Regions from separate parts of the Homo sapiens genome. Here region 1 is linked to region 2. Evidence: read pairs that join two places in POLR2A ChIA-PET (ENCODE). Cell type or tissue: K562. All regions are shown on one strand. Links, peaks and the distances in the headings refer to the core of each region. The heading gives the core; the rest is flanking DNA. Region 1 overlaps MEIOB (meiosis specific with OB-fold). Region 2 overlaps CCNF (cyclin F).

What was found. ChIA-PET counts read pairs that join two places held together with the same protein. Peaks named below come from ENCODE experiments on the same cell type or tissue, not always from the same donor. Only the 100,000 strongest peaks of a DNase experiment are listed, where the experiment ranks them.
Region 1: POLR2A ChIA-PET joins it to region 2 with 5 read pairs; 2 of 35 experiments call an interaction of 5 or more read pairs at or near these places.

What each region holds. Positions count from the first base shown.
Region 1 is chr16:1,831,690-1,834,598 of GRCh38, forward strand. It overlaps MEIOB (meiosis specific with OB-fold), which reads right to left. Exons shown (of 14, transcript NM_001163560.3): 14 at 2,297-2,677. The coding sequence ends at 2,567. It also overlaps a transcript of FAHD1 not described here. Among named protein-coding and RNA genes, the nearest start is that of FAHD1, 5.9 kb to the left of the region's middle. RefSeq lists a silencer at 1,159-1,453. In K562, for the core only: no CTCF peak of the experiment used is centred there; a DNase peak (open chromatin) is centred at 1,332.
Region 2 is chr16:2,435,429-2,438,337 of GRCh38, forward strand. It overlaps CCNF (cyclin F), which reads left to right. Exons shown (of 17, transcript NM_001761.3): 4 at 378-445; 5 at 1,701-1,894; 6 at 2,642-2,695. Among named protein-coding and RNA genes, the nearest start is that of CCNF, 7.4 kb to the left of the region's middle. In K562, for the core only: no CTCF peak of the experiment used is centred there; no DNase peak of the experiment used is centred there.

The sequences.
Region 1 (2,909 bases), core at 151-2,650, 600 kb before region 2:
GGCCTGTTACAAACGGAGCCACACAGTAGGAGGCAAGTGAGCATTCCCGCCCGAGTTCTGCTTCCCGTCAGATCAGTGGTGGCATGAGATTCTCACAGGAGCGTGAACCCTTTTGTAAACTGCACATGCGAGGGATCTAGGTTGCGCACTCCTTATGAGTATCTAATGCCTGGATCTGAGGTGGAACTGTTTCATCCTGAAACCATCCCCGCCCCCCGACCCGGCAATCCGTGGAAAAACTGTCTTCCACCAAACCATTCCCAGGTGCCAAAAAGTTTGGGCCGCTGCTCTACATCATTGGCACTTGTTTGTTTCCTTAGGGAAGTCTTAGAAGTGAAATCAATGAAATGGTTTGCACTTTGAAATTTTGACACTTTTTGCCAAATTGCAGAGGAAAAAAAACTACCATGTTGCACTTGACAAGACTGTTTAAGAATACCTTTACACCGACACCCCAGCTAAGGCTGGGCATCATGGCTATGGTCATTCTTTTTTTTTTTTTTTGAGACAAAGTCTTGCTCTGTTGCCCACGCTGCAGTGGCATGATCTCGGCTCACTGCAAGCTCCGCCTCCCGGGTTCACGCCATTCTCCTGCCTCAGCCTCCCGAGTAGCTGGGACTACAGGCGCCCTCCACCACACCCGGCTAATTTTTTTGTATTTTTAGTAGAGACAGGGCTTCACCGTGTTAGCCAGGATGGTCTACATCTCCGGACCTCGTGATCCACCCACCTCAGCCTCCCAAAGTGCTGGGATTACAGGCGTGAGCCACCGCGCCTGGCCTATTTTCCTCTTTTTCTTAAAAATATAAGTGTCAGCTGGGCACGGTGGCTCACGCCTGTAATCCCAGCACTTTGGGAGGCCGAGGTGGGTGGATCACTTGAGCCCAGGAATTCAAGACCAGCCTGGGCAAAATGCCAAGATCACTGTCTCTACAAAATGTTTTAAAATTAACCGAGTAAGGTGGCTTCTCCTGAGCTCCTGGACACGGGGCTCAGTGGAGGGGGCACCATACCCACTCTTGCTGAACCAACAGTGGGAGCCAAGCCAGCACCAACCACGACACCCTCACTTCTCTCCTCTCCTTCCTTCCCTGTCCACCCTCCCCATTCACCTGGCTTCACAAACCCCCCAGTTCTCCCCAAGGGAGGATGGAAGGCCTGTTCTGCACAACTAGGTCAAGTCGTTCATTACCTTATCACCACAATTTGGACACTTAGGGGTGAACCTGCATCCCTCCTCTGTGGCTGCACATGGTAAAAGCCAGATAAAACATGACTGACGATGGTTTATCTCCCAACACCAGCCTTAGGAAACAGTTTCATATACTCACTTTTTCCTTTTTTTTCAATCCTGTGGTGGAGGGCATGTAGCCTTCTAAAGTACCAGGTCAAACCTCCCAGGCCGTGGGTCAACACTGACCTTAGCGGTGGGTCTTCACAGCTGGAGTCTGCGCCCTGAAGCAAGTGACTCTCAATGGTGTGCAGTTGAGCCGTTTACTTTGTGGCTGCTGCAAAGCAAACAGATAAAGTGGCAGCTGTCGTCCTCATGTCCTGAGTAGGTCCCCCTCAGAGTTCTGAGACCCAGGCATGCTCATGAACCTTTTGAAGTTGGTCTCCTCCCAGTTGATTCAGACTCAGTCATGTCAGCCCTGAGCCAGCAAGCCTCCACAAGCACTGGGCACTCCAGTGTGTCACCAGAGAAGACCAGGGACTAGAAGAGCCCCAGGTGCTCAAAGCAGTCGCACAGGATTGCCCACGACTTTGGCTATTCCCACCCAGCACCAAGAGCCCCTTGCCCTCATCCTGTCAGATCTGTCAGATGACGAGTCACCACCCAGCTCTCAGAAAGTAGTCTTTAGAGGTACTTTTTTTTTTTTTTTTTTTTTTTTTAAGACAGAGTCTCGCTCTGTCGCCCAGGCTGGAGTGCAGTGGCTGGATCTCAGCTCACTACAACCTCCTCATCCCAGGTTCAAGAGATTCTCCTGCCTCAGCCTCCCGAGTAGCTGGGACAACAGGCACGTGCCACCACACCCAGCTAATTTTTTGTATTTTTAGTAGAGATGGGGTTTCACTGTGTTAGCCAGGATGGTCTCGATCTCCTGACTGCCTTGGCATCCCAAAGTGCTGGGATTACAGGCATGAGCCACCGTGCCCAGCCCTTGAGGTCCTACTCTTTTTCCAGGGAACCAAGACAAATAATAAACTGGCTTAAGAAAATAAATCATTCACTCAGGATTAAGAAACTCACTCAAAGCCGTTCAACTACATGGAAAAGAAAATAAATCATTCAAATCTGTAGAAGATTAAATCTGTTTATTAATTCATGTAAACATTTTCCAACTTGGGAGGAGACAAGGCAAAGACAGTAGGAGGCCTTCTAAGAAGGGAGGTCAGATGAGAGAGGCCTTCAGACTCACCCAGACCACCTCCACCATAACAATTTCTAGAAACATGTTCACCACATGTAAACAAAATGCAATTTTCCCCATAATTTTCAAATTAATATTCCATTTTAAAGGGAGTTAAAACTCTTATACTTTTCCAGAGTTCAAAATGATAGACCGTTTTAAACATGTTTTTGTCCAGACAAGTTTCTGCTTGCCTCAGTAGGATCTGCAAGCTTGCACGAGAGTACACTAATTTTCAATCCACTCCTTGCTCTGTGTGATAGAACGAACTGCGAGGAGAAACAGAAAAAGAGACAAAAGGTTAATTTTTAAAATCCCCTTGTATATCAAGTTGAAAAATCAATGATCACGAATAGAGAACTGCAATGAAAGTTTTGTTTACAGATACTAATATAAACTTCCATTAGAGCTGTAAGATGATGGGAAGAGTTCCAGTCTCGGAGTACAGTTAATTTACAGGCCCAGCTTCTGACTGATTTTGTAAAAATTTTGTCACTTTTC
Region 2 (2,909 bases), core at 196-2,695:
TTTTTGACTAGCTGAGCATGGTGGCACATGCCTGTAGTCCTAGCTACTTGGGATGCCGGGGTGGGAGAATGGCTTAAGCCCAGGAGGTTGAGGCTGCAGTGAGCTGTGATCGCACCACTGCACTCCAGCCTGGGCAACAGAGCAAGACCCTGTCTCAGAGAGAGAGAGATATATATATATATATGCACACACACACACACATATATATGCACACACATATATATATGCACACACACACATATATATATATATATATATATATATATATATATATATTCAATTCAGGGAACAAGTATTCTGACTTCTTCAAGTGCTGTAGTAGTTCATAACGTTTGTGGCATAAAATATTGTGATGCTTTATGTTCTTAATGTTTCAGGGCTGCTGAAAAGGGGAATTTCGAAGCTGCTGTGAAGCTGGGCATAGCCTACCTCTACAATGAAGGCCGTAAGTCCTCACCCCACCTGCATGTTGGCGCTTCAGATAAGTGTGAGCCTTTGGCCCTATGAAGAAGTGGTCCCCGTGTTAGCAGTTCAGTTGCTGTCCTTGCTCTATCCGATGGCCTGCCTCCCCATTCCCTCTCAGGAGCTCGTGCCCAGATGTACCCTGCTGAGGGACCTGCTAATGATACTCTGACTTTGCAGGTTACGAAAGTCGCCTCTTGTTTTAGCAAACCCTTTAATTTCAGTTGGCAAAGAGTGACTGAGCCAGAGCCTCAGCACGGGGGCTGTTTGGGCTCCCTGCCCTGTGCGCCATGAGCACGCAGACCTGCCTGTGGATGCTGGCCCTCTCCTTGGCCATCCTCTTAGAACTCTCGAGACAGAGTTCAGCGTGCCCTGTAACACAGAGCCAGGCTTCTAAACGGGAAGCAGGTACAGGCAGGTTAGAACTGGCCTGGTGCCTGGATCCCTTCATCCCCAGAGGCCAGGTGCTCCTTGAAAGAAACTTGCGCAGCCTTTTCTTCTACCAGTTAACTGCTTATCTGCTCAGCACCCCAAGGAACGAGCCCATGATCTGTCCCAGCTCTCAAAACAAGTAAACACTGGGATGTAGCCTCCCACATTTGTACTTCTAAACGATCTGGTGTCTTGCTGGGAGAGAGTCCCTACCTGGCCGGCTGGCAGAATTGTGACTGACAGGGACCATGAGCAACACCCTCCTCCAGAATCAGGGGAGCCGAGGTCCTACCCCTACCCTCCCATCAAAGAGCAGTTCCCAGACATAAAATTCACACACCATACAGTTCACCCCTCTAAAGCCTGCAATTCTGTGGTTTTTTAGGATATTCACAGGGTTGTGCAGCCATTGCCACTGTCTAATTTTAGAATATTCTCCTCGTCCCAAAAAGAACCCCCACCCCTGCCCTGGACCCATTACCAGGGGTCAGGCGGTGGTTCCCAGCTGGAGGGAGGGTGGGACATGAAGCGTCGCGGGGTCTCCTTCCCCTGACCTTCAGAATCCAGGCTTCCGGGAGGACCACAGCAGGGGCATTGATCACAATGACCCACCTGTTCTAGACATTAATGAAGTAGGGGGAGAAAAGACAGGTGCCCCCATCCTGGAGGGCTCTACTCTCCTGAAACACAGCTGCTTTGCACTATGGTGGGCTTCAGGCATTACACTTTCCACCAAGACCATGGAGAGCTTTCCACATTCCGTCCCTAAGAGACATCCCTGGGCTCTGTCCTGTCTGTCCCCGCAGTGTCTGTGTCTGATGAGGCCCGCGCAGAAGTGAATGGCCTGAAGGCCTCTCGCTTCTTCAGTCTCGCTGAGCGGCTGAATGTGGGTGCCGCACCTTTCATCTGGCTCTTCATCCGCCCTCCGTGGTCGGTGAGCGGAAGCTGCTGCAAGGCCGTGGTTCACGAGAGCCTCAGGGCAGAGTGCCAGCTGCAGAGGGTGAGTCTGGGCGAGGGGCAGCACCTGCGAGGCCACCTGCAGGGTCCCAGGACACAGGAAGACCCCGAGGGTAGATCCTGGACCCTGGAAAGTCAGGAGCCTAAGGGAAGTGAAGATGCAGAAAACTGAGAGTGCAGATATGGGGAACGCATCTGGAAATCAGCTGGCACAGAGGAGGAAGCCTGAGAGCCAGGGTGGGCTGTGGAGTTCTGGGTACACGTGCTGACAGCTGGAAACATGGGGCTGAGGCTGCATGGGGCAGTGGGAGCTCAAGACACAAATCTGGCCAGGTGTGGTGGCTCACGCCTGTCATCCTAGCACTTTGGGAGGCCGAGGCTGGAGAATTGCTTGTGGCCAGGTGTTCGAGACCAGTCTGGGCAACATGATGAAATCTCGAAACCTCGTCTCTACAAAAAATACAAAAAAGTTAGCCAGGGGTGGTGGTGCATACCTATAGTCCCAGCTACTCAGGAGGCTGCGGTGGGAGGATCGCTTGAGCCTGGGAGGTTGAGCTTGCAATGAGCCGTGACTATGCCAATGCACTCCAGCCTGGGTGACAGAGCAAGACCCTGTTTCCCTTTAAAAAAAAAAAAAAAAAAAGACTGAAATCTGGGAGTGGCCCTCTGCAGGGGAGGGAGGGCCAGACAGCAGGGCCATGGGCATGGGACCCAAAGACAGACAAGGGAGTGGTGGCCCCCGGGCAGTTCTCTGTGCTGGAAATCACACTTCTTTCTCCTTTTTTTAAAGACTCACAAAGCATCCATATTGCACTGCTTGGGCAGAGTGCTGAGTCTGTTCGAGGTGAGTCAAGTTGTTCTCTGCACTGGGACTTTGTGTTCGATACATCCCTAGCCGAGATCCTGGAACTGAAAAGCAGCAGAAGGGGGTGTCCAAGGCCCAAAACAAAAGGCAAGCCTTGCCCAGAAAGGCCTAGCTGGAGAAGCCAGGGGACACATGTGGGCCTGGCCACGGGCTCCGATCCTGGCTCCATGACCCGCCTGGCAGGGGAGTGGGG